Linked DNA regions of Homo sapiens: region 1 is linked to region 2. A link is an interaction called in ENCODE POLR2A ChIA-PET data of the cell type or tissue named here. Cell type or tissue: GM12878. All regions are shown on one strand. Links, peaks and the distances in the headings refer to the core of each region. The heading gives the core; the rest is flanking DNA.

What was found. Peaks named below come from ENCODE experiments on the same cell type or tissue, not always from the same donor. Only the 100,000 strongest peaks of a DNase experiment are listed, where the experiment ranks them.
Region 1: POLR2A ChIA-PET joins it to region 2 with 11 read pairs; 2 of 35 experiments call an interaction of 5 or more read pairs at or near these places.

Annotation. Positions count from the first base shown.
Region 1 is chr2:46,505,053-46,521,244 of GRCh38, reverse strand. ATP6V1E2 (ATPase H+ transporting V1 subunit E2) reads left to right here. Exons shown (of 5, transcript NM_001318063.2): 5 at 8,433-9,398. The coding sequence starts at 8,534. The coding sequence ends at 9,214. Among named protein-coding and RNA genes, the nearest start is that of RHOQ, 29 kb to the left of the region's middle. In GM12878, for the core only: no CTCF peak of the experiment used is centred there; no DNase peak of the experiment used is centred there.
Region 2 is chr2:46,569,697-46,580,334 of GRCh38, reverse strand. It overlaps RHOQ (ras homolog family member Q), which reads right to left. Exons shown (of 5, transcript NM_012249.4): 3 at 4,084-4,248; 4 at 3,679-3,774. It overlaps RHOQ-AS1 (RHOQ antisense RNA 1), which reads left to right and starts at 97. Exons shown (of 2, transcript NR_104182.1): 1 at 97-300. RefSeq lists an enhancer at 9,575-9,674. In GM12878, for the core only: no CTCF peak of the experiment used is centred there; a DNase peak (open chromatin) is centred at 5,318; H3K4me3 peaks cover 1,135 bases; H3K27ac peaks cover 1,727 bases.

The DNA.
Region 1 (16,192 bases), core at 4,384-12,383, 62 kb after region 2:
CCCAGCTCACACTTCCTCTAAAGATCCTTCCCAGGCCAGGCATGGTAGCCCATGGCCATAATCCCAGCACTTTGGGAGGCCAAGGTGGGAGGATTGCTTGAGCCCAAGAATTTGATATCGGCCTCAGCAAAATGGTGAGACCCATTTCTAAAAATGAAATAAAGACCTTTCCCACGCCCACAGATATACAATCACCAGTTTGGAAATGTCTGCTTCCCAAAGGTCATATGGAGAGGCTTCTGGGATGCTGGTAATGTTCTCTTGATCTGGATGGTGGTTACAGGATATTTGCCTCGTAATATTCATTAAGCCAGACATTGCCGTTTCATGTACTTGTCTGACTGCATTTTGTATTTCATAATTTTGAAAAAGGCAAAAAAGAAAAAAAAAAGCCTCCCTTCCATCCCCAAGCCCTTAATCCAATCAATCCACGTTAAATGAACACCTATCTGCACCCAGCCCCTGCTAGGGAAGGAGAGTCTCATTTTCAAAGAAGTTTCCTAGAGGAAGCAAAAATAACTGGAAAAACAAACACCGAATCCAGCTCTGAATTGTATCTGGAAAACAGACCATGCTGTCATTTGGAGGAGGAGTCCAGAGATCAAGGAGTGGTGGGGCTTAAACTGGGCCTGAATATATGGGCAGGATTTATTAAGTGGAGGGAAGCATTATAGCCAAGACAACAGCATGAGCCAAAGCTGTTAAGTGGGAATGAGGCTGTTTTAGCGGGGAGGCCCCAGTCGTGAAGGGTTCACGAGAGCCGAGTCTGGCTTGGAGGGCCCCTTCTGCTGTCCCCAGCACAGGCGGAGTGGGTGCCACTTAGAGCATCCACCTGCTTCAGCAGGGTAGAAGTGTCTGAGCCCTCGTATAAGGACAGGCATGTGCGTTTCACATTTCTTGGTTTGTTTTGTTGTTTTGCTCAAGTCACAGGCCCATGTGGGCTCATAATCTCCATCCCAGACAGACGAGAAGTTACATCTGCTAGACACATTACATGGGCACACGCTTTCCTGCAGAGGGACTTGCTCAATCCCTGCCTTTTAACCCTGCCCTGCCCTGCAGCTGCCTTCATGTCCCAGCACTAATGAGCTATTTAGAAGTGGGAGTGCAGGGAGGGGACACAAGAACTCAGGATGCAGATTCAGGCACAAGGATGTGTGACAGGCTGTGAGATGACTTCCACCTCATCCCCAGTTCAGAATCCTGGGATTCAGGAGCTTCCACCACCATCACAAAGGATATGACTGGTCACCTGAGACTGTGGGCAAAGGTACCATGAAGTGTTGTGGAGAGGAGGGTCACCAACTCCAGGCAGGGCTGCTAAGTTTATTACAAACAGGCAAGACTAGAATATGTTTCCACTTTAGTGAGTGGAAACCTAATCATTCATAGGTATCCTGTACACACAGAACAACTATGATGAAGAGTGAGGCCTAAATCAGAGGAGACGAGGACAATAATAGTAGTAGTGGTCATGATGATAATAATAACTACCAGACATGAAGATTAACCATGCCTAACATTGTGTTAAACGTCTCACTTCTTTCATTTAATCCTTACAATAATCCAATGATGTAGCTGCTATTATTTTTATTATACAGATGAAGAAACTGAGGGCTTGAGGGGTATACTGCTTTGCCAAAGTCGTACAAATGGTAAGTGCAGAACCAGGATCTGAATTCCGTCAGTCTGACTGCAGAGTCCACGCCGACACCGTGGAAGCTGGTGATGCCCATTAGGCCCTGTCTGGGCATGAAGAGGATGCCCTCCCTCATGAGCTGGAACACAGCATCCCCTGTTGTGGGTGTGGCTCTCTTAAAGACCATCTGGTGAATTTTGCTTGTGCTGGTTTCTTATTAAACAACCTTCAGATTTGGCTTCACGTGCAACTCACATAGAGGGAAAGGAGACCATGATCCGCCAACATGACAGCTGTATTTTTCATTAGTAAATTAGCAAACTGGCTGCCTGGGTCACCATGCATACCTGTTAAGGTGAGCCCGCCCCAGAGCTAAAGGCTACCATGTGCCAACTTAACTGAGATTCTGAGTGTGCAAGGATAACCCCCGTCATGGCCCCGGGTGCCAAGGAAATCCCTTTTAGCCTCCTCTTGGCAGACTTGGCCAGCCTTCCCCAGTGACAGCCTGGCTCTTTGGATTCAAGCTGCCTGGTCAGACTGCAAGGGTCATCTGTACAAAGAAGGAAGCAACAGTGCCAGGTTCCAGCGTGCGTTCCAAGTTCCACATTCTGTGTGCAGACTCCCAACGCCAGAGCAAAGGCAGGCCCCTGGCAGGGGACTGGTAAGGCTTCACCTGATATATTTCTTCCTATATACACGTAACCTGGGGCTTCCTAGACCTTGTACTATGTCTGCTTTCATTGACAGTGGTTCCTAAAGCTGGTCAGCATCACGGTTACCCGGGGAGCCTTAAAACACACACACACACACACACACACACACACACACACACACACACACACACACAAAATTGACTTGTCTTATTTAGGAGCAGAAAATGCTTTTGCTGTAGTTACAAAATGCAGGTTTTTTTTAAAAGTACATCCTAAAGTAATGAGGAGTGGATGGCCCAAATAAATTTTCTTTCTGACTTCTAATGACATTTTGTAAGATTGAACCCAAGGGCTTGGTCTTTGTCACAAACACTGGGTGGTTTTTCCACCAAGCTTGGGAAGTGGTACGGGTTTCTGGGATAGCATTTGTGTGTGTGTGTGTGTGTGTGTGTGTGTGTGTGTTGTGTGTGTGTGTGTAACAAATGTTTAAGAGTATGGTACAGTACTGTTAACTGTATGTACGTTACTGTACAGCAGGTCTCTAGAACTTTTTCATCTTGCATCACGAAAACTACACCCATTGAACAGAACCCCATTTCCCCTACCCCCACCCCTGGAAAGTGTCATTCTGTTAATATTTCCTGGTTCCATGAGTTTGACTACTTTAGATATCCCATAAGTGGAATCATGCAGTATTTAATCTTCTATCATGGGCTTATTTTACTTAGAATTATGTCCTCAAAGTCCATCTATGTTGTAACATGTGACAGGATTTTCTTCCTTTTTAAGGCTTTATAATATTCCATTTTATGTATACACCACACTGTTTTTATCCATCCATCAGTAAGCTTGTAGATTGTTTCTACCTCTTGGCTATTTTGAATAATGCTTCCCTGAACATTGGTGTGCAAACATTTCTTCAAGATTCTATTTTCAGTTCTTTTGAACAGAAGTGGGATTGCTGGATTACATGGTAATTCCATTTTTAACTTGTTGAATAACCACCATACTGTGTTCCATAGCAGCTGCATCATTTTACATTCCCACCAACCCAGTGCACAGGAGTTCCAGTTTCTGCACATCCTTGCCAACACTTGTTATTTTCTTTTTCTTTCTTCTTTTTTTAAAAAATAATGACCATCCTGTCAGGAGTAAAGTGATATCTCATTGTGCTTTTGCTTTGCATTTACTTGATGATTGATGTTGAGCACATGATGTTTTCCTATGCCTGTTGGCCTTTGTATGTCTTCTTTAGAGAAATGTCTACTCAGGTGTTTTGCCCATTTTAAAATCAAGTTTGTTGTTGTTGTTGCTTTTGCTTTGAGTTGTAAAAGTTCCTTATGTATTCTGGATATTAACTTCTTATGAGATATACGGTTTGCAGATATTTTTCCCACTCCATTGGTGACCTTTTCACTCTGTGGATTGTTTGATTTGCTGCATAGATGCTTTTAAATTTTATGCAATCTCATTTGTCTATTTTTGCTTTTGTTGTCTGTGCTTTCTCTGTCATATCCAAGAAATCATTGGCAAGACCAGTGTTATGAAGCTTTTCCCGTTTGTTTCTTTCTAGGAATTTTATCGTTTCAGGCCTTACATTTAAGTCTTCAATCAATTTTTAGTTGATTTTTGTGTATGCTTAAAATAAGGGTCCAATTTCATTCTTTTGCATGTGGATATCTAGTTTTCCCAACACCATTTATTGAAGAGGCTATCTTTCCCCCATTATGTAGTCTTGGCACCCTTATTGATGATCATTTGATTGTAAATGTGGGGTTTATTTCTGGGCTCTTCATTCTTTTCCATTGGTCTATATATCTAGCTTTATGCCAGTACCATACTGTTTTAATTACTTTAACTTCGTAGTATATGTTGAAGTCAGGAAATGTGAGACCTTTAGCTTTGTTGTTCTTTCTCAAGATTGTTTTTGGCTATTTGGGGTCCTTTGTGATTCTATATGAATTTTAGAATTCTCCCACCCTATTTCTGCAAAAAACAGCATCAGGATTTTGATAGGGATTGCACAGAATCTGTGGATCATTTTGGTTAGTATGGACATTTTAACAATATTAGTTCTTCCAACATATGAACATGGGATGTCTTTCCATTTATTTGTTTTTAACTTCTTTCAGCAATGTTTTATACTTTTCAGTAAACAAGTATTCTAGTTCCTTGAGGTGTAAAGTTAGGTAACTTGAGAGTTTTTTTTTTTAATATAGAGTTTACTACTATAAATTTTCCTCTTAGAATTGCTTTTGCTGCATCTCATAAGTTTAGGTATGTTGTAGTTTCATTTTCATTTGGTCTCAAGATATGTTCTAGTTTTCTTTTTGACTTATTCTTTTAAAAATTTTTTTTAGAGATAGGGTCTCATTCTGTTGCCCAGACTGGAGTGCACTGGCACCTCATTAGCTTATTACAGCCTCGCACTACCAGGTTCAAGCGATTCCTGCTTCAGCCTCCCAAAGTGTTGGGATTATAGGCATGAGCCATTGCATCCGGCCTGACTTATTCTTTAACCCTTGGTTGTTCAAAAATGTGTTGCTTGATTTCCACATATGTGTGAATTTTCTAATTTTCCTTCAGCTATTGATTTCCGGTTTCATTCCATATAGTTGAAAAGATACCTGGTGTGATTTCAATCTTCTTAAATTTATTGAGATTCGTTTTATAACCTAACATGTGATCTGTCCTAAAGACTGTTCCATGTGTGCTTGAGAAGAATGTGTATTGTGCTGCTGTTGGGTGGAAGGCTCTGCATATATGTCTGTAAGGTCCATTTGGTCTATGGTGTTGTTCAAGTTCTCTGCTTTTTTACTGATTTTCTGTCTGGATATTCTCTCCATTTTGACAGTAGGGTATTGAAATTTCCTACTATTATTGTATTGCTGTCTATTTCTTCCTTTGGTTCTGTCAATGCTTGCTTCATATATTTGGGTGCTCTGATGTTGGGTACATATATATTTATAAGTGTTCTATCTTCCAGGTGAATTGACTCTTTTATCATTATATAATGTCTTTGTCTCTTGTGACAGTTCTTGACTTAAAGTCTATTTTGTCTGACATCAGTATGGCCACCCCTGCCCTCTCTTGTTACTTTTGCATGGAATATATTTTTCCATCCTTTCACCCTCAGCCTGTGTGTGTCCTTAATTTCTAAAATTAGTCTCTTGTAGACAGCAAATAGTAAGATCTTGTTTATTTTTGTTAATCCATTCAGCCACTTTATATCTTTTCATTGGAACATTTAATCCATTTATATTTAAAGTAATTACTGATAGAGAAAGACTGACTGTTGCTATTTGTTAACTGTTGTTTTTTGTTTTTTGTCTCACGGCTTTTTGTCTCTCTTTTCCTCTCTTGCTATCTTCCTTGTGTTTGACTCCCCCATACCTGCCCCCAACCCCTGGTGGCAACATACTTCAATTCTTTTCACATTTTCTTTTGTGTAACTTCCAAAGGTATTTTCTTTGTAGTAACTGTGGGCTAACATGAAACATGTTATAATTTTAACTGTCTACTTTAAGCTGATGAATTAACTTCAATCACAAGCAAAAACTCTTTTTTTACCCCCCAACATTGTTATTTATGTCACAAATTGCATCTTTTTACATTATGTATCCATTAACATATTTTTATAGTTATGGTTACTTTTTATACTTTTGCCTTTTAACTTCTATACCAGAATTAAAAGTGATTTACATATCACCATTACAGTATTACAGTATTCTGTATTTGCCAATATCTTTATCTTTACTAGTGAGCTTTACACTTTCATATGCTGTCTAGTGGCCTTCTGTTTCAAATAGAAAGATTCCATTTAGTATATCTTGTAAGGTAGGTCTAGTGGTGATGAACTTCCTCAGCTTTTGTTTATCTAGCAAAATCTTTAGTTTTCTTTCCTTTTTGTAGGACAGTTTTTCCAAATATAGTATTCTTGATTAGCAGGGTTTTTTTTTCAGCCCTTTGAATATATCATCTTACTCTTTCCTGTACTACAAGATATCTACTGAGAAATCCACTGTTAGTCTTATAGAAGCTCCCTTATATGTGATGGCTCTTTTCTCTTTCTGTCTTTGACTTTTGACAATTTGATTATAATGTGTCTTGATAAGGACTTTTTTGGGTTTATCTTAGTTGGAGTCCGTTAGACTTCTTGAATCTGGATAGACATTTCCCTCCCCAGATTTGAGAAGTTTTGGCCATTATTTCTTTAAAAACTTTCTATCCTTTTTTCCCAGCCTTCTTTTGAGACTCCCATAATGCATATATTGGTCTGCTTGATGATGTCCTGTAAGTCTCTTAGGCTTTCTTTACTCTTTCTCATTCTTCTTTTCTTTTTGCTCCTTTGACTGGATAATTTCAAATGTTATATCTTCAAGCTCACTGATCTTTTCCTGTTGAACTCCTCTAGTGAATTTTTTCAGTTCAGTTATTGTATTCTTCAGCTCCAAAATTTGTTTGGTTCTTTTTCATATTTTCTATATCTCTTTTGATATTCTCATTTTGTTCATACATCATTTTCCTGGGCTTGTTGAGCATCCCAGGGAACCTTTTAAAGATATGGCTTCCCAGACCTTACTGGCAGAGATTCTGATTCAGTAGGTGTAGGGTTGGGGCCTTAAAAGCTGTATTTCCTTTTTTCTTTTTTCTTTTTATTTATTTATTTTTTTGAGACAGAGTCTCACTCTTGTCACCCAAGCTGGACTGCAATAGTCGAGTTCAGCTCACTGGAATCTCCACCTCCTGGGTTCAAGCGATTCTCCTGCCTCAGCCCCCTGAGTAGCTGGGATTACAGGCATCCACCACCACACCCAGCTAATTTTTTTATTTTTAGTAGAGATGGGATTTCACCATGTTGGCCAGGCTGGTCTTGAACTATTGACCTCAGTTGATCCACCCACCTCGGCCTCCCAAAGTGCTGGGATTACAGGCATGAGTCACCACACTAAAAGCTATATTTCTTAAAGATCCTCCAAGTGGTTCAGATATACATCCGGGTTTGGAACCACTTCTAGTAAAAAGACCACCTTCAATCTCTTCCCCTTCCCTTATATAAGCTTTAGGGAAATGGGGAAGTCTAGGCTTATATAAAGAATATAACGTGTTTTGTTGTTGTTGTTGTTTTTGAAATGGAGTCTTGCTGTGTCATCAGGCTCAAGTACAGTGGCGCGATCTCAGCTCACTGCAACCTCTGCCTCCTGGGTTCAAGCGATTCTCCTGCCTCAGCCCCCTGAGTAGCTGGGACTACAGACACGTGCCACCAAGCCTGGCTAATTTTTTTGTATTTTAGTAGAGACGGGGTTTCACCATGTTGGCCAGGATGGTCTTGATCTCCTGACCTCGTGATCCACCCGTCTCAACCTCCCAAAGTGCTGGGATTACAGGCGTGAGCCACTGCGCCCAGCCATAAAGTTTTTAAATAAAAGCTTCGGGGAAGTGAATAGATAATGGATAGAATATGCAGACAGAAAATCAGTAAAGAAACAGAGAACTTGAACAACGCTATAGACCAAATGGAGCTTACAGACATATATGCAGAACATTCCACCCAACAGCAGCAGAATGCACATTCTCCTCAAGTGCACATGGAACATTCTTTAGGATGAATCTCATGTTAGGTTACAAAGCAAGTCTCATCTCTCCAAGGTGCCATTTTCCGCTTAGTAGTACTCCTTTTTCTCTGTATCGTTTGAAGGTTCTTACAACCCTCCTACCTCCAGGAAGGATTCAATCCTGGCTGGATTAAATCCTGGCTGACCATGAGTTTCTTAAGACTTTCCCCAACCCTCCTGACCCCAAATGTGGATATGCTTTCCATTTATGTATTAATTTGGTGTTTCCATTCTGTTGGCTTGCTATCTGAGTCTTAGGCCACTGCTGTGTAGAGAACTTCTGGACTAGGTCTGCCCTAACTACCTCATTATTATTTGATAACAATGAGAGTGAGTGTAGCAGGGATAGAATTCTGGAGATCCTGGTTCAAGTCTCATTCTTCTAGAGTATAACCTTAGATAAATTGTGTTCCTTCTCTGGACCTCAATTTCCTCATCTGTGAAGTGAGGGGTATATATACAGTCTCTGTAATCCTCCTCTATAGCCTCTGACTTTCTCTTTCATCCTCTTGTTCACTGGTATAGCTGAGAAAGTGGAACTCCAGAGACACTCCTGAAATTGTCCTAAGTCAAAGGAGCCAAACGGTGTACGAGCTCCCTCTCTGCCGTCCCCTCTGAGAGCAGCCATGGCCCTGAGTGATGTCGATGTGAAAAAGCAGATTAAGCACATGATGGCTTTCATTGAGCAGGAAGCCAATGAGAAAGCAGAGGAAATCGATGCCAAGGCTGAGGAAGAGTTTAACATTGAGAAAGGACGCCTCGTGCAAACCCAACGACTGAAGATTATGGAGTATTATGAGAAAAAGGAGAAGCAGATAGAGCAGCAGAAGAAAATCCTGATGTCCACCATGAGGAATCAGGCGAGGCTGAAAGTCCTGAGAGCCCGAAATGACCTCATCTCAGATTTGCTCAGTGAGGCGAAGCTGAGACTCAGCAGGATTGTGGAGGACCCAGAGGTCTACCAGGGGCTGCTGGATAAACTGGTGCTCCAGGGTCTGCTCCGACTGCTGGAACCTGTGATGATTGTACGCTGCCGGCCACAAGACCTCCTCCTGGTGGAGGCTGCTGTACAAAAAGCCATCCCCGAGTACATGACAATTTCCCAGAAACATGTGGAGGTCCAGATTGATAAAGAGGCATACCTGGCTGTGAATGCAGCTGGAGGTGTGGAGGTCTACAGTGGCAATCAGAGAATAAAGGTTTCAAATACCTTGGAAAGCCGACTGGATCTCTCAGCCAAGCAAAAGATGCCAGAAATACGAATGGCCTTGTTTGGTGCTAACACCAACAGAAAGTTCTTTATATAAGCCTCTGGGAAGTGAAGCTAGTGTTGAACCACTAAACCATAAAAGTTTAAGTTTTTTGGGGAAAGGAAACTAGTAGTGTTTCCTCCTCTTTGATGCTCTGATACTGTTCTGTTTTTCTTCACGAAATACCCTTTGGATAGCTAAAGTGTTAACTTTGAAATAAAGCCCAAATTAATGCTCAGAATTCAAATTCCAATTCATCCATACATGCCACAGCTTCTGGTCCATTCTGCAGTCTGGGATAAGGGGAGTGATGACATCTGCTCTTCAGCTTGGCCTCAGGTGGTGAATGTGTGAGATGTGAATAGTGTTCTTCGCCTGTGAATCTGGGTGCTCTAGTTTAATATGCATATGAAGTGTGTTTTTCTTTTGTTTCAGCTTCAGTACCCAAATTTATGTTATTTAATGAGGTCTAGAGATCTTCCTCACATGTCCAGAACCAACTTCATGTGCATCCAACCAGCACAGTCACACAGGGGCCAAGCTCAGAAGGGCCCCGCACCTGGGGATTAGTGATCTGTATTTGCTGCCCTGAAATTCCTAATTTCAACTTTGGATGTATGCTTTGTAAGGGATGCTTGATGGAACCCTGGGGCATGTGCCAGGGGTTTGGAGCCTTGGCTCACACATGGTACTGACTCCCAAAGCCTACCCACCTTCTTGGGATGGGTTGTTGGCCAACCAATTCCCAGTCCCCTGGTGCCCTGAGGCCCAGCCTTCCTCCACCTCACCCAGTAAGCATTGCTTCCCTCTGCTCCTGGTGGGGGCCTGGTGTACCTGCAGGGAGGGTCAGAATGGGGTTTCATGCTCTGTGGAGTTTCAGGGCCTGAAATCTCTGCCCAAGGCTGGCAGCTCCATAGCATATTCAGTAGACAACTTGAGGGAAGGGGTGAGTCTCTTACACACCAGATACTGAGCCCGTCCTGGTGTAGAGGTTTAAAGACCCTAGGAGTTACCTATCCGCTATAGGGCAGCCAGCCCACTGGAAGGAGAGATGCCAGCTCATCTTCCCTGATCCTGGCCCAGGCCCACAGTGGTGGCTAGTGGGAAGGGGGACCCAACCACTGCCGAACTTGCTGCACCAGAGTCTTAGGGCAGGACCCTCAGGAGCTTGTAAATGTCTGCACTTGGCCTGCAAAGTATCTCTGTGCCTGGCCGGGTCCTCCCTTGGACAGCTCAGTGCCTGGGGGAACTTGGATGCATCTCTTCTGGCCAGTGTGAGGCACCTTCTGGGAGGAGCCAAGAAATACAGATTGTATAATTTTGGTGACTTGGCATATAGGCATTGCACAATAGAAAAGTAAATGGTAGAATTCATGCTAATAATTTAAACTTCGAATGGTAGAATTCATGCTAATAATTTAAATTTTCTTCACTTAAGACATTAAACAGCAAATAAACACTATGAAAAGTCAAGAAAAAACTACAGAAGAAAGGAAAAAGCTTTATCTTTTAGTGCCATTCATGGCACTTCTTTCCTGCTTTTTGAACAAAGGATCTCACATTTTCTTTACTTTTCTTCTTCTTCTTTTTTTTTTTTTCTTTTTTTTTTTTTTTTTGAGATGGAGTTTCTCTCCTGTTGCCCAGGCTGGAGTGCAGTGGCACGATCATGGCTCACTGCAACCTCCGTCTCCTGGGTTCAAGTGATTCTCCTGCCTCAGCCTCCCGAATAGCTGGGATTACAGGTGCGTGCCACTATACCCAGCTAATTTTGTATTTTTAGTAGAGACGGGGTTTCACTATATTGGCCAGGCAGGTCTCGAACTCCTGACCTCAGGTGATCCACCAGCCTCGGCCTCCCAAAGTGCTGGGATTACAGGCGTAAGCCACCGTGCCTGGCCAGATCTCACATTTTCATTTTGTACTGGGCTCTGCAGATTACATAGCAGGTTCTGCATATGTATGTGTGATTTAAGGTCTAGTGCATGCCTGATGTTGCTTTACTTATTAAAATAGAATTTTTTTGAAGAAAAGAAATCCCAAGATGCTCTGCTGAGGGCAAAGGTTGGCCTGTGTGGTTACGACTCTGTAAGGAACAGAAACTTCATGAAACTCAAACACAAAGTAGGGGACAGGCTACTAGTAAGTTGGGGTGTCTCACAGAACCTAGAATAGGAATCCTTCATGATCTCAGGAGAGGGCTGGAATTGGGACTCAGAAAGCCATCTGAAATCCTCTATATGGCCATTTTTCTTTCTTTAACGAGTGACTTTCTCTGTTGCCCAGTTTAAATGGTGGAATATGCATGCCCCACAATTCCAAAGTTGACATGTTATAGTTCCAGAAACAAACTTGCTTCTCTTGAAGTCCATTCCATTTTCCCAGGAGGGAATCTATTTGGCCGAGCTGGGGTCAGGTGTCTACCTATGGTCCATGTGGTGTCTGGGGTAGTTCCCAGAGAAAGAAGGGTCTTTGTCAACTGAACGGACTCCCCACAGGGTGTCTTCTATGTGGGCCCTTTTGAGTTTCAAATGAACATTGTTTTTTTTGTTTGTTTGTTTGTTTGTTTGTTTTTTGGTTTTTTTTGAGATGGAGTCTAGCTGTGTCGCCCAGGCTGGAGTGCAGTGGCATGATCTCGGCTCACTGCAACCTCCGCCTCATGGGTTCAAGTGATTCTTCTGCCTCAGCCTCCCGAGTAGCTGGGACTACAGGCACGTGCCACAACACCTGGCTAATTTTGGTATTTTTAGTAGAGACAGGGTTTCACCATGTTGGCCAGGCTGGTCTCGAACTCCTGACCTCATGATCTGCCCGCCTTGGCCTCCCAAAGTGCTGGGATTACAGGTGCAAGCCACCGCGCCCAGCCTCAGTGAACATTTTCCAAATGCCAGTGATGAGCCAGGCACTGTGCTGGGTGCTGGGCTGCAAAAAAGAATATGATCTGGCTCTTTTCTTTAAGGAGTCATAGACACATAAACAGATGATGATCATGATAATGATACAATGTAGCAAGTGCCAGCCTAGTGCTGATGTGCAATCCTGTGGGAAGACAGTGGCTGGAAGGGAGGGTAACAGAAGGGTTCCTGGGCTTTGGCAGTTGAGCTGGGGAAAGCGCTCCAGGCAAAGGAAGGAAAGCATGTGCCAAGGCCCTGAGGTGTGAAAACGCAGGGTGCATTACAGGAGCTGTGTGTAGTTCAGCGTGATGGAATGTGAGGGGTGAGGAGGAAGAGACCATGGATGAAGGTGGAAAGATGGGCCTCATTACAGGGTGTTGCTCTGGAGGTTTTCTTGTTTGTTTTTGTTTTTGTGGGGTTTTTTTTGTTTTTTGTTATTTTTTGTTTTTTTTTTTTTTGAGATGAGGTCTTGTTCTGTTGCCCAGACTGAAGTGCAGTGGTGTGATCTTGGCTCACTGCAACCTCAACCTCCTAGGCTCGAGCGATCCTCCCATCTCAGCAGGTTACAGCAGGAAGTGGGAGCCAAATTCCCAGAAGGGGATGGGCTGGGGGCTTGGTCCCCAGTCCTGAGTAGCTGGGACTACAGGCATGCACCACTGCACCTGGCCAGTTTTTTTTATTCTTTGTAGAGATGGGTCTCACTATGTTGGCCAGGCTGGTCTTGACCTCCTGGGCTCAAACAGTCCTCCAGCCTTGGCCTCTCAAAGTGTTAGAATTACAGGCGTGAGTCACCACACCTGGCCTACTCAGGAGTTTTGACTTAATTCTGGTGGGTGAGTGATAAGGAGGTCATTGAGGGACTTTAAGAGTGAATGAAACAATGAGAGCTGGACTTTCAGAAAGATTATTCCAGTGTCGCTCTAGGTGGAGGACACATTAATGTGGGGGAGAGACTGGAGGTAGGGCACCTCTCATGGGGGCTATTTATCAGCCTGAGTGAGAGGTGATAAATAACCTACCCGCTCTTTCGTGAGGCAGGTGAACTTCACGACACAAAGGTGGAAGAGATTAGAATCAGTGACTTCTGTCCTATGCCTCCTCCCTTCCCCCACCCCAATATATTTTTTCATTTGTCCAGGCTTGAGGCTCTATTAGTTTCACATCATCTTACAATTTTTTCTTATGAGAGTCTCCCTATGCTCCAAGATTTCCCCCCTCTCTCCTCACCATCATTCCAGGCCCAGCAAAGCACCCACTTCCCAGCTGATCAAGCCCCCAGCCCTTCCCCTTCCGGGAAGTCAGCCCCCACTTCCTGCTGTAACCCTGGAGTGTCTGAACCCCCTCGGCCTACCCTAGCTCTGGCCCCCTGAGCCACCCTCAATCTGTTAGCTGCCCCCAACATCAATTCACCTCCCCCAAAAATGGACAGTCGTAGGTTTTATGAAGGGTTTTGTGGGAAGTTGAGGAGAGTGTTGCATTGTACCTATGGGACAAACTTTCCCCTAAGTTGCATTTAAGCATCTCTATATTTTCCAACTTTTCTCTCTCCTGGAGCTGCCACACATTAGCTCTTTCTCCCCAGCCTTCTCCCTCTCAACCCCGTGGGTTCCAGCCTTTACCTCACCATGTCCCTTCAGCAACACAAAAGCCTTGGCCTCTCGCAGTCTCTGGACGTAGGGACTGTGTCTCTCGTTGAGGACTTTTCACACACTACTTTTCTATACTGTTAGCAACTTTATCTACTGTGTCTCATCTTTTTAGACACAGCTCCTTATGGACAGAGACTGTGTCTTTTCTCTTTTTTGCATCCCCTGCTGCTGTGTTACTTTAGTGCCTAACACAGTAGGTTCTGAACAAGCGTTGATCATTGTTACATTCTTCTCTCCAGGCCTGGCTCTGGGTTATGGATGGAGGACTCCAGAGCCTCTCTCCTTTCCTAGTCCATAGATTTGGACATAAAAATGGGCAAGGATATGAGATGGTGGTCAGGGGAAAGGTGGTGCATTGTATTCCAAGGATCCTTCTGGACAAGAAAATCCTCTGTTGCTCCCAGGGAAAGACTGTGGATGGGAACAGCCTGAAATTCAGGCAGGATATGCCCCCTGCCTCACTTCAGTCCAGTGGTTGGTTACTCCTGGGCTTGCCTGAGGATTTATTGAATCCCATCCCTCCATGGGAAACAGATGGGAGGGGCTTTGCTTTGGACCTGGGTGCAGAGGCAGGAGGCTCTGGAGGGACTGGGCCTGGTCTGTGTCCTCCATGGGGGCCTCAGCCATGGGAGAGGCACATCTTAGCCTTCATGTCTATGTGGCCATCAAGGCTAGACTTGACCTTTGGGGTGGGCTACCTGTCACCATCCTGTTGAGCTCCGACAGCTACGGCCCTGTAGAGGTCTTTACCTTAGAAAGGTTTGCACTGGGCGCATTCTCTTAGTTGAGTGAATGGTACACACTAATATGCATCTTTTATTGGCATTAACATCCTCCCCTCTAGAAGGCATGCTCCTTGTGTAAGCTCCTTGGTCCCGTGAGCCAAAAGGAGCAAACTGTTACGACGGCAGACAGGCACAACCCTTCCCCACACCTCTCTTCATTAACACTTCCTCCCCAGGCGCAAGGGAAGCTGTCTGCTACGGATGCAGAGGCTTTGCTTATGGTGATGGGACTGCTGTAGACTCACTCCCTGCTGGGGAAGAGCTGGGGGAAGCTGAACACACAGCAGGGAGGTCCTGCCCCACATGCTAGGAGGCCAGCTGCCTCCTGAGGATGGTAGGCAGAGTAACTTGGTGAAGGGAGAGTGTGGATTTGGTTCTGATCTTGAGCTGCCTGGAGAGCCAGAGATGGAGGGGATGCTTTGATTGTGTGGCAGGACCTCAGAGAAGGCAGGGGAACCAACAGGAAATGCTGCAGGGCTTCATCTCTGACCCTGGGCTCATGGGGCCCGTAGAAGTGGGTCAGCAGATCAACTCTGGGCCCAACCACACACACCCCACCTCAGCTCTAGGGAGCAACTGCAGCCCCTTCCTAGGCTCCACAGGGACATTGCTGAAGTCTTTGCCCCCATCCTATGCTCTCCCCAGTCCACCCAGACACCCCTTCCAATTCACAAGTTCATCTCTGAAATCACACCTGGTACTGACAGCACTGGGAAAGGACTCTAGTCTCACCTCCCACCCCCACCTTACTATGGGTGGTCCTAAAGCACGATAAACCCTCACCTTTCCTAGCGCCCCGTGCTTTCCTGCACAATCACACAGCTTACCCAGTGGTCTTGCCTTACAAAACGGCAATATGTCAACCTAAACGGTAGAAGCAGAGACAAAATTAATATAAGTAGAGAGTTTATTTGAGTCAAGTTTGAGGATTGCAACCTGCGAGCATAGATTCAAGTTGCCCTAAATACACACTCTGATTAGCTGAAGTTACAAGTGGATTTTTAAAGGCAAAAGCAGAGGATGGGGTATGGGCTGATATAAAGTTGTTTGTCAGGAATTCTCATTGGTTTACATAAATAACATTGATTTGATTGGCTATACATTGTTAAGCTATAAAGCGTGGGTTACAGTGTCTGGTGAGGCACTATTAGGTTGATCTATAGCTACCTGTGGTGATAGCAAGCAGCTTCAAGAGACGAACACATTGCTCAAAGCAGGGGAGTAGGACATGATTGCTGTCTCGTTTTAGTGTCTCTCTGGGCCTGATAATTAAAAGGACTTGTATTCCTCAGATAAAGGTTCTTTTCTTAACTCCTTTCATTGGGAGGTGAGTTACTCTGCTTCCCATTGCTGATGCAGCAAAAGGGGATCAGTCCAGGCAGGCCCTGGGCCCGGCTCCCCACACCCTCCAGCACATCCTTGGAGTGGGGGCACCGAGCACATGCTTTCATCACTGGCAGATGAGCCTGTAGAGGGTGATGTTTGACTCACCCTAGCTCCTACCAAACCTGAGTGGATTGATGTCCTGGAGATTACAGAAGGTTTAGAGCATGAAGTGACCTTGAGAGCCAAATGTTTGTCCGAATCTGAAGCCCAGAGTAAGCCAGGAAGCAGTCCAGGGTCATCACCAGCTAAGAAGCCTCCTGCAACTGCAAACAGAAAGCCTGAAAAGACTAGGTTGTCATCGTTCATTTTATGAAAAACTTGCTG
Region 2 (10,638 bases), core at 1,158-9,157:
TGAATCATGTCCATAGGGAAGAACATTCCAGGCAGAGGGAACAACAAAAGTACAAAGGTTCTCAGGTAGAACTTTGAGGGAACAACAAAGGAGACCAGGAGGCCTGGGGAACAATGAGTAAGGCAGAGAGGGAACAGAGGCTTGTAGGCCACTGTGCGGACTTTGGCGTTTAGTCTGAGCTGGGGACCCACTGGAGGATTCTGAGCAGAGCAGTGACATGATTGCGCTTACATTTTTAAGACTTACTCTGGCTGCTGTGTTGAGAACAGATGACCATGGGGCATAGACAGAAGCAGAAAGGTGAGTTGGAAGCTATTCCAGTAAAGCAGGCCAGAGATGGAGGAGGTCTGAACCAGGTGATAGAGGGAAGAGTTAGAAAAAAGTGTCTGGATTCTGGATATGTTCTGAAGGTATGTTGTGCCGAAGGCTAGATGTGTGGTATGGGAGAAAGAGCAAGGTCAAGTACGACTTCAGGGCTTTTTTTTTTTTTTGAGACAGTTTCACTCTTGTTGCCCAGGCTGGAGTACTATGGTTCGATCTTGGCTCATCACAACCTCTGCCTTCTGGGTTCAAGCGGTTCTGCCTCAGATTCCTGACTAGCTGGGATTACAGGCATGTGCCACCACACCCAGCTAATTTTGTATTAGTAGAGATGGGGTTTCTCCATGTTGGTCAGGGTGGTCTCCAACTCCCAACCTCAGGTAATTCTGCCCGCCTCGGGCTCCCAAAGTGCTGGGATTACAGGTGTGAGCCACTGCACCCAGCTGAGGGCTTCTGACCTGAGTAACTGGGAGGACAGGCTTGGAGGGTAAAAGAAGAATCATATCTTAGACATGTTAATTTTGAGATACTCAGCCATGTAGATGGACTTGTTGAGTAAACAGCTGGATAACCAAATTGAGAATTTAGGAAAGAGGTCCAGGCTGGAGATGGAAATCCAGGAATCTTTGGTTGTAGACTGTGCAAGCTACAAGACTGACAGAAGCTCATTTAGGCCTAGGGAGTGTAGCTATAGAAGAAGACATCCACAAAGCTGAGTGCTCATCACTGGGGCCCTCCAACCAGGGACCAAGGAGGTAAAGAGATGGAGCAGAGTCCAATGAGAGGGGAGAAAAACCAAGAGAGTCCAACTGAAGAAAGTTTCAGGAAGGACGCAACTGTGCCAAATGCTGATGAGTCTAGAAATGAGATCATACTGTTTTGCAACTACTTTTTTCCCTTTAGCTACATAATAAATATGAAATCTTAACAGATAGTATGAAGTTTTAATAGATGCAGGGAATTTTTGCCATTATAAACAATTCAGCATCTTTGTAGCTCTAAGTACGTCCCTAATAATTTACTTTTATTATTAAATATTATAAATGGACAAATTATAATTTTATATAAGGTACAAAGCAATATTTTCTCTCTATATATACATATACACACACACACACGAGTGAAATGATTAAATCAACATAATTAACATCTATCACCTTAAATACTTATCATTTTGTGTGGTGAGAACATTTAAAATTTACTCTTTTAGCAATTTGGAAATACGCAGTCCACCATTATTTATTTATTCATTTATTTTGAGACAGGGTCTCACTCTGTCATCCAGGCTGGAGTGCAATGGCACTATCTCGGCTCACTGCAACCTCCACCTCCTGGGCTCAAGTGATCCTCCTTCCTCAGCCCCCCAAGTAGCTGGGACTACAGGTATGCACCATCATGCTCAGCTAATTTTTTTTTTTTTTTTTTTTTTTTTTTTTTTTTTTTTGGTAGAGATGGGGTTTCACCATGTTGCCCAGGCTGGTCTCGAATTCCTGGGCTCAAACGATCCACCCACCTCAGCCTTCCAAGGTGCGGGGATTACAGGTGTGAGCCACCGTGCCCAGCACCACCATTATTAACTGTAGTTACCATGTTGTGCAGTGTTATCTCAAAAAATGTATTCCTCCTAACACTGTACACTTTGACCAACATCCTAATGATTTGCTTAGGATAAACTCTTACATATGGAATTGCTTGATCAAAAGTGTCCATGATTTTAAGGATTTTGCATACTGTCAAGACTGCTTTGATTCAATGACCAATAGTACAACAGAGTGTCCATTTTACTACACGGGTATTATAATTAATTTCTCATTTTTTGCCAATTCTATAGGTGCAAATTGAGCTTACATTTGACTACTAATAAGTTTGAACATATTTCCTATCTTCAATGGCAATCTGCATTTTGGGGGGTGAATTTTTCATTGTTAGCCCATTTTTCTATTGGTATCTGTGGCTGCTTCTGATTAACTCATATGCAAGAGGTTCCTGTATACTAAGGATGTTAACCCATTTTTCTGCCATCCATCTCAGGTTATATGACTTTTCATTTTATTTCTGGCATTTGATGTGGTATTAAGTTTTTATGCAGTGAAATCATTAATATTTTCATTTATGGCTTTTATCTTTATGACATTTAGAAATTCCTTCTCTCCCCAAGATTACAAAACTGAATACATGGAATTTCTGAAGTGATTTGTTAGTAAAGCCATTTATTTTTTGCTTTAGGAAAAACTGTCCTCCAGAAAGTTTTCTTGCTTTCTTTTGCCTCCTGATACTACATTTTAAAAGACTATATATGGGCCGGGCGCGGTGGCTCATGCCTGTAATCCTAGCACTTTGGGAGGATGAGGTGGGCAGATCATGAGGCCAGGAGGTCGAGACCATCCTGGCTAACATGGTAAAACCCCATCTCCACTAAAAATGAAAAAAAAAAAAAAAAAAAAAAAATAGCCGGGTGTGGTGGCAGGCACCTGTAGTCCCAGCTACTTGGGAGGCTGAGGCAGGAGAATGGCATGAACACGGGAGGCAGAGCTTGCAGTGAGCTGAGATCCCGTCACTGCACTCCAACCTGGGCCACAGAGTGGGACTCCGTCTCAAAAAAAAAAAAAAAAAAAAAGACCATATATGGATTCTGTTTCCACAAAAGTCCTATTGAAATCACAACATTTAAAAAATAGAATCCAATAATGTTAAGGCCAAATGGGAAAAAAGGGGAAAAAGTAAACCTATCTTTGGGGCACGAAGGAAGATAAGCTACAAGGTATTGCATGCATCACTGTTACATATATTTTTAGAATTTTTGTATTTTCTATCCTCTTTTCATAAAAAGATTGGAGAAATTTCAACACATTTCTTTTCAAACCTAGTCATCATTTTTTGGTTTTAACCACAAATTTAAACTGTCATCCTAGGTGGCTCCACTGTCTAACTCAATGAGTCTTAAGACAGAGCTGATTTGGCACAGTGCAACTGTTTAAGTAATGAAGAAGGGTTGAAAGTAGTGACACGTGTTTCCGATGCTTTTTTCCATATGTGACTTTTTAGGAAAATATCACTGGCAATGTAGCAAAGGTGTAAGAGTCTCGGCCCAGGAGTCAGGCTTTGGACTGAAACCCAACTCTGCCATTTATTACCTGCAGGATCTTGGGCGAATTATCTGACATCTCCCAGCCTCCACTGTCTCTTCTGTGTAACAGGGGAAACAGACCTACCTCACTGAGTTCATGCAAGGATTAAATGAGATAATGCATGTAAAGCACTCCACCTGGCACACAGTAAATACACAATAAAATTAGCTTCTATTGTTATCTTAGCATCTTTTACATTCATGCTTAAATTCTGTGAGTGTTCCATTACCTCTTTTGCTAGTTTCTGTCCTTGTTCCACACATATAGGTTTTTCTTTCATATCATTCAGTCTTGCTAAAGTTTTGGGGTCATCTCGGAGATCAATCTAATTAAGAAAGGTCAATAATGTCCCATAATATTACAAATCTTTAAAGAAAAATCAAAGCATGTAATCCCACTTAATTCCCACATACCAAAAAAAGATTAAACAAAAGAACTTAATTTTTAAAAACCAGGAAAATAATTGCTTTCTTTTGGCACAATTTTTTCCAAAAATATGATAGAACTCATTAACTTGCAGCTGAGATTAAACACTTACATCATTTGCTCAGCTTTGGGACTGTTTGTCTGAGAGCAGCCTCTACGACAGACCAAAGAGCTTATTCTAAAATGCAGAAAATCAAACCAGACATACCTGAGTTCCTATTAATAAAAAGGGTACATTTGGTGCGTATTCCTTAAGTTCCGGTACCCACTCCTCTTTCACATTTTGAAATGAGGCTGGATTTACCACCGAGAAGCATATAAGGAAGACATCGGTCATTGGGTAAGATAAAGGCCTCAGACGGTCATAGTCTTCCTGAGGAACAAAGAAAAGCCTCATTATGTATTTACATTTCTATTGTTTACTAGTAATATGTACATTAGATTACATGGTCAAAGATGCAAATTCAGGAGTACTCCACTAGTGGAATGTATGGCACTCTAAGTAAAATCAGATAACTCTGTTTTTGTTATTCTTCTTTGTGAAGTTCTGAACACCCATGAGGTAAAAAAAAATGACAATATCATTAACAATGACAATGAAAACTTTGGAAAAATACATTATGATCACTAACGCTGTCACTAAAAACATTTTTAACTAAAAAGTTTGCACAAAGAATTGAATATAGCTAGACATTGCCTAAGTATTATAATTTATAATAATTAATACATGCTAAATATTTACTATGTGTCAGGCACTAGTCTATATGCTCTCTCATGGATTACTTATTTAATCCTTGTAACAACAATATGACACAAGTACCCTTAATCCTGACTTTCATTTGAGTAAACTGAAGCACAGAAGTTAAATTACTTGCGTAAGGATGTGTAGCCAGTAAGTCAAGGAGCTGAGATTCAAATCCTGGCAGTTTTTACTCCAGAGTCTATACTCTTAACCACTATACAGCTTCACTGAGACCTTCAAGCTTTGCTTTCCTTGTTTCTATAGTTTTATTAATTGTGTGTGTGTGTGTGTGTGTGTGTGTGTGTGTGTGTGTGTGTGAAGATTTAAAGAGAAACATACACAGTAAACCCACCAAAATCCTCCTTTACTCTCCAACTTTCATTCCCTCTACTTAATATTTTCATGTTTATTCTTCCAGTTCTTTTTCTATGCATGAATATACCAGTAACTGCACATATTCATACATCTGTACATAAAATGAAATCATGCAGTACTTGTTGTTCTGCACTTTCTTTGTCTTGGACATCTTTCTAAATCAGAATACGTTAGACTACCATATCATTTTACACTGTTGCTTCAGAGTCCCCAGAACAGCTATACTCCTGATGGTTATTTTAGTCTCTATCACAAAAGGCAGTGAATATCCTTTTTTGCATAGACTATTTTATGTGACACAAAATTCTACTTATTTACATTCTCGAGAGTGAACAGAGTCCGGATTCCATTTTTGGCATAGCTAGACTCTCATCTGGTTTCAAAGAAACTTTATTTTTAGCCTGGGCCACCTCCCCTCTTAAATGACTCGTTTCACTACAGAACTACACAAATGTGGAACTAAGGGAATATTAAAAACATCATCTTCCACTTGGAGTTTCAGCAGTAGTATTTCCCTCATGGAACAATTTTCCTTTCATGCATTTTTCTGACATTTTTCATAATATAACTTTCAACTAAAGCATGTTAATGTCCCAAACCCTTGACTGGTGGGTAACCCTTTTGTTTTTCTGTGATGCTTTTGAAGGGCACACCTATAATCTAGAGCTGTGGGCATTAAAAGATTTCTCAGGTGTTCGCTATCACATGACGACAGGGGAAATGCCACCCCCAATCTTCTGCAACTTTTATTTTTTAAAGTGAACGCCTCTAAATGGTTTTGATTAAAGCAGTGCCCTGGTGTTAAGAAATTCACAATGAAGAGATCAAATAGGGTGGGTATGAAACACGTTATACCCCCAGACAGTTACTAGAGGAAGACTTCTTGAAAATTTAACTTTTTAAAAATCAGCTTGTGTTAAACAGTACAATTGAGTGCCTTATATGTACTTTCTGGGCTCTACTGCCTGTTTCAAACTGCAAGTCCATAAAAGAAAAAAAAAAAAAAGAAACAGTATGTCATCTTAGCATCCCACCCAGCAACTCCACACTTCTGAGCAAACATGCAGTTGTCATGGCCGGGAAATGGGGTGTTCTCATTAAAAAGCACTCCTCATCCATATTTAGATTTCCAATTTTCACAGAAATAGGAATGGGGATACTATCCCTTAGGATTATGAGGAATAAATGAAATAGTGCAACTAAAGCACTCCGCATAACACCTCGCACATCGAAGAACTCTTTCAATGCTTAAACATAAATTCTCTATCCCATGGGAAACCAAGTCTCTTATTCCTCTGCAAATCCACGCAGGGTCCCCTGAGTCCCACACTTGCCTCAGCTTTGCAGCTCCCTCCAATCACAGAGAAGTCTTTTAGTAAGAAATAAAATCAAAACACACAAAACTCAGGTCTCTCGAGACAGTATAATTTTCAGATGAATAAAAGAGAATGATATATTATTACTGTACTCATTAGTCACTTAGCCTTAAGACTATTTAAAATGTAACAAAAATAGATTTATATTTAAGAAAGCCAAATTAGAGATTTTAATGGAAATTTTACTTTTCAAGCAAGTTTACCTCCTCAGGGAAACAGAAGTGTGCGCTCTTTCTCTAGTGAGAGATGACAAGAAATAAAAACTAATTGAATGCCATGTTCCCTAGAGATGCTTAACAATATTAATCCAAGTATTTTACAGAAGGTAAATATATTGTACAGATTCCTTTCATAACCACAGTGAATCCTGACTTTCCTCCATGAGAGACGTGAGCACAAAGGAGGACAATTGGACCAATCATTTCTAGATATTTCTTAAATTGCAGGTTTTGTTTGATTAATTAAAATGTGAAGAACTGGGGCTATTAAAAAATAAAACACACATATGTTTAGACCTCCTTGGAAAGAAATGTTACTTCTTAAGTCTGAACAATCTAAAATGAATTCCTTCTGCCTGTCATCTCTGGCTAAATAATTGGCAGTTAGTGGCCGGGCATGATGGCCCACACCTGTAATCCCAGCACTTTGGGAGGCCGAGGTGGGACTCTTGAGGTCAGGAGTCCAAGATCAGCCTGGCCAATGTGGTGAAACACCATCTCTACTAAAAATACAAAAATTATCTGGCCGTGGTGGTGCACACCTGTAATCCCAGCTATTCGGAAGGCTGAGGCAGGAGAATCACTTGAACCCAGGAGGTGGAGGCTGCAGTGAGCAGAGATTGTACCACTGCACTACAGCCTGGGCAACAGAGCTAAACTCCGTCTCAAAAAAAAAAAAAAAATCGGCAGTTAGTACAAGAATGAGACCTTTCTGCTTCTATCCAGCTGAGTAATTAGAAGTCTAATAATAGCAAATTTAGAAAATAAATTATCCCCTGTGCATACTGTACCCTGCATCATATAAAATGGTTCATATGCATCACATAGTATCCTGTGTGAATTTAATATGAAATGTGGGATTTGGGAATGAATAAGTGGAGGTGTGCAGAATCTTTCATCTTCAGCCATATATTTTAAATTTGAGAACACAAAGAAGTCAAATGTAGAGCAACTGCCCTTACTTTTAAAAGATCGACTTATCAAAGTCACAACTTCTCACAGCCAACTCTCCAGTGTCCTCCTAATTAACAAACCCATTATATTTTAGTTCTAATTTTAAAATGTAGGTATTTAAACATTTCAGCATGGTAACTAGAACATTCTCAGGAGTACAGAAAAGTGTATTAAAGACAGCTGTTCAACATCAAAACAATGAAAGAACTGGTGAGTTTAGTCAGCATGGCTGTTGGACTGCATGGCAGACTCTTTAGCTTCTTACCAATTGGCTAAGTACCAGAAGTATCAAGTTTTTAAGTGTGTTCTGGCAGCTTAGTGTTCAGGCTGTCCCTTGTTGAAGAGTCCTCGATATGTGATAATGACAACCTTACTTTAAAAATATCACACATGGCCAGGTGCGGTGGCTCACACCTGTAATCCCAGCACTTTGGGAGGCCGAGGTGGGGAGATTGCTTGAGTCCAGGAGTTCAAGACCAGTCTTCCCAATGTGGTGAAATCCTGTCTCTACTAAAAATACAAAAATTAGCTGGGCATGGTGGCACATGCCTGCAGTCCCAGCTACTCAGGAGGCTCAGGTGGGTGGATCAGTTGAGCTCAAGAGGTTGGGCCTGCAGTGAGCCATGAACATGCCTGGGTGACAGAGTGAGACCCTGTCTCAAAAAAAAAAAAAAAAAAAAAAAAAAACACACACTTACCACCTGATAAGAATCTGCAAACAAAAAACTAAAGAAATGCGCTCTGAGAGGAAACAAAAGCTCTTCCAATGCCACAGAGAAATGTAGCCAATGGCCATCAGCTGGAGACCCCTTTCTGTGTGCAGCTCAGCCAGCAGTGCCCATGAGCCTTACTTCTGCACTATTCTTTGTCCCCTTCATGTGGACCTGGGTGTTCCCTCCTACCTTAGTGATCTCTGTTTAAAATATATGTTTTTGGGATGTGTATGTCTATTTTAAAATACATATCCAAAACATTTCTTAAATAAAAACACTCACATTGGACGATTTACCTTGTGCCATGCTTTGTTAGCTGGTATGCTATCATGTATTATTTAAAAGCAATCAGCAAAGATTTATTGAGACTATAGCCCTCTGGAGCTTGCAGTTTAGTTGGGAATTCAAGATATAAACATATAAAAAGACAGTCATATACAACAATAGGAGGGAATAAAAGTGTAAGCTGGAGCAAGTGAATATAGAAATGCTTAACAAACATTACTAAGCACCTACTATGTGCCCAGAACAGTGCTAACTGCAATAAATAAAGGAGGGAAGGATGAGATTCAAATAACATCTATTTGTAAAACACCTTATAAACATTTACAAAGCTCTCTCATTAAGTATCTATATGTTAAAAATAAGGCAATGCACTTGAATGTGCAGCAGTGCCCACAATGTGCCTGGACACCACTCCAGCGCCTTGCAGACCTCCAAGCCACAGCCTAGAAGAGGAAACTGCAGGCTGGTGTGGGAACGTGCATCAGGTTAGCACCCAAGAAGAACAATTCTGATAGGTGAGGAGATACACACAAATGCATAACAGCTTTCGATCTTAGGAAGTTCATGGTAAGGTAGATAAGATGTATGTGAACATGATATTACAAGTTAGAATGTGGTAAATATAAAAAGTAGTAATGAGGGGACACTAAGAAAAGACCTCTTGGAAGAGGCACTTGAGTTGGTCCTTACAGAATGGAGAGAACTTGAACGTATCCAACATGCTAGGAATGCGACTTTAGTCCAGTCCCTTATTCCTTAGGGCCTTAGTTTCTCTGTCTGAAAAACGGGAGACTTATCAGTGACAAATGCTTTGAAGACCATAAAGTACTATAGGAATGTATTACAATCCCAAATAATGCAGGATAGTACTTTGATGTAAGAAATAGTCATTTATCAAAACCTACTAGAGTTTTCCTCTGTAACAACCTAGAATGAGAAACAACCTAGAACAAGGGGTAACAGATAAGCCCCAGCCTTCCCAAATCTAAAGCAGCTTCTGACTACGTGAAGAGAGACATAAAACATATGACAACTAAGTAAGAATATCCCTGAAAAGTGGTGGCTTTGTGGTCTGTGCAGTAGCAATTCTCTGTGTCACTTCCAAGGCACACAGTAGTAATCTTCATCTACAACATCTGTTTCTAGCGAGAAGTCCAAAACAGGCATCGAGCTCTTGAAACCCTCCACCCTTCAAAGGGTGCTACACAGAAGTCCAGAGGACACATGTCATGAAGCCAGCTTCTGAGAATGCAACTGTTTTCTCCTACATCTAACTTATATATCACAACATGTCTATGGTAATGCTTGGTCAGAGTAGCCTATGAAACCTCATTTCTTTTTTTTTTTTTATTTTTTGAGATGAAGTCTCACTCTTATAGCCCAGACTAGAGTGCAATAGCACAATCTCGGCTCACTGCCACCTCTGCCTCCCGGATTCAAGCAATTCTCATGCCTCTGCCTCCTGAGTAGCTGGGATTACAGGTGCCTGCCACCATGGCTGGCTAATTTTTTGTATTTTTAGTAGAAACGGGTGTTCACCGTGTTAGCCAGGAGGGTCTCAATCTCTTGACCCTGTGATCCGCCTCCCTTGGCCTCCCAAAGTGCTGGGATTACAGGCATGAGCCACCACGCCTGGCCTGAAACCTCATTTCTATTGTGCAGTCATTTTGACACTTTTGAGTTCATTTTATATTTAACTTTGTGAAATGAAAATATCAGTTTTTACCTCTTTAAAAATAACTCTGTTTTTCAAGGAAGCTGGGTTGGGTCCTTTTTGAAAACACTTTGGTAAGTTTGGTTCAAAACTCACCAGTGATGAGTTTACTGAATTTGCCTACCACTTCCTACTACCTCCCAGCACTCTTGGACTAAAGAAAATTTTGGGGAAGAGAAAGGTTTTTTTAGGTGCTATAAATTCTTAAGAGGTCACTGTTTTTCAAAAACTTTGCAAACATCTGGTGTTTTCTTTTCTTTTTTAATTTTCAGTTCAGTTGTGAAATGGTATTTATATGTCACTGGCCTGATTAGCGCTTAGTAAAAGAATTCTTGAAATTAAAGGTTTAGCTTCTTACTTTTAGCTACTGTCATCTTCATATGTTT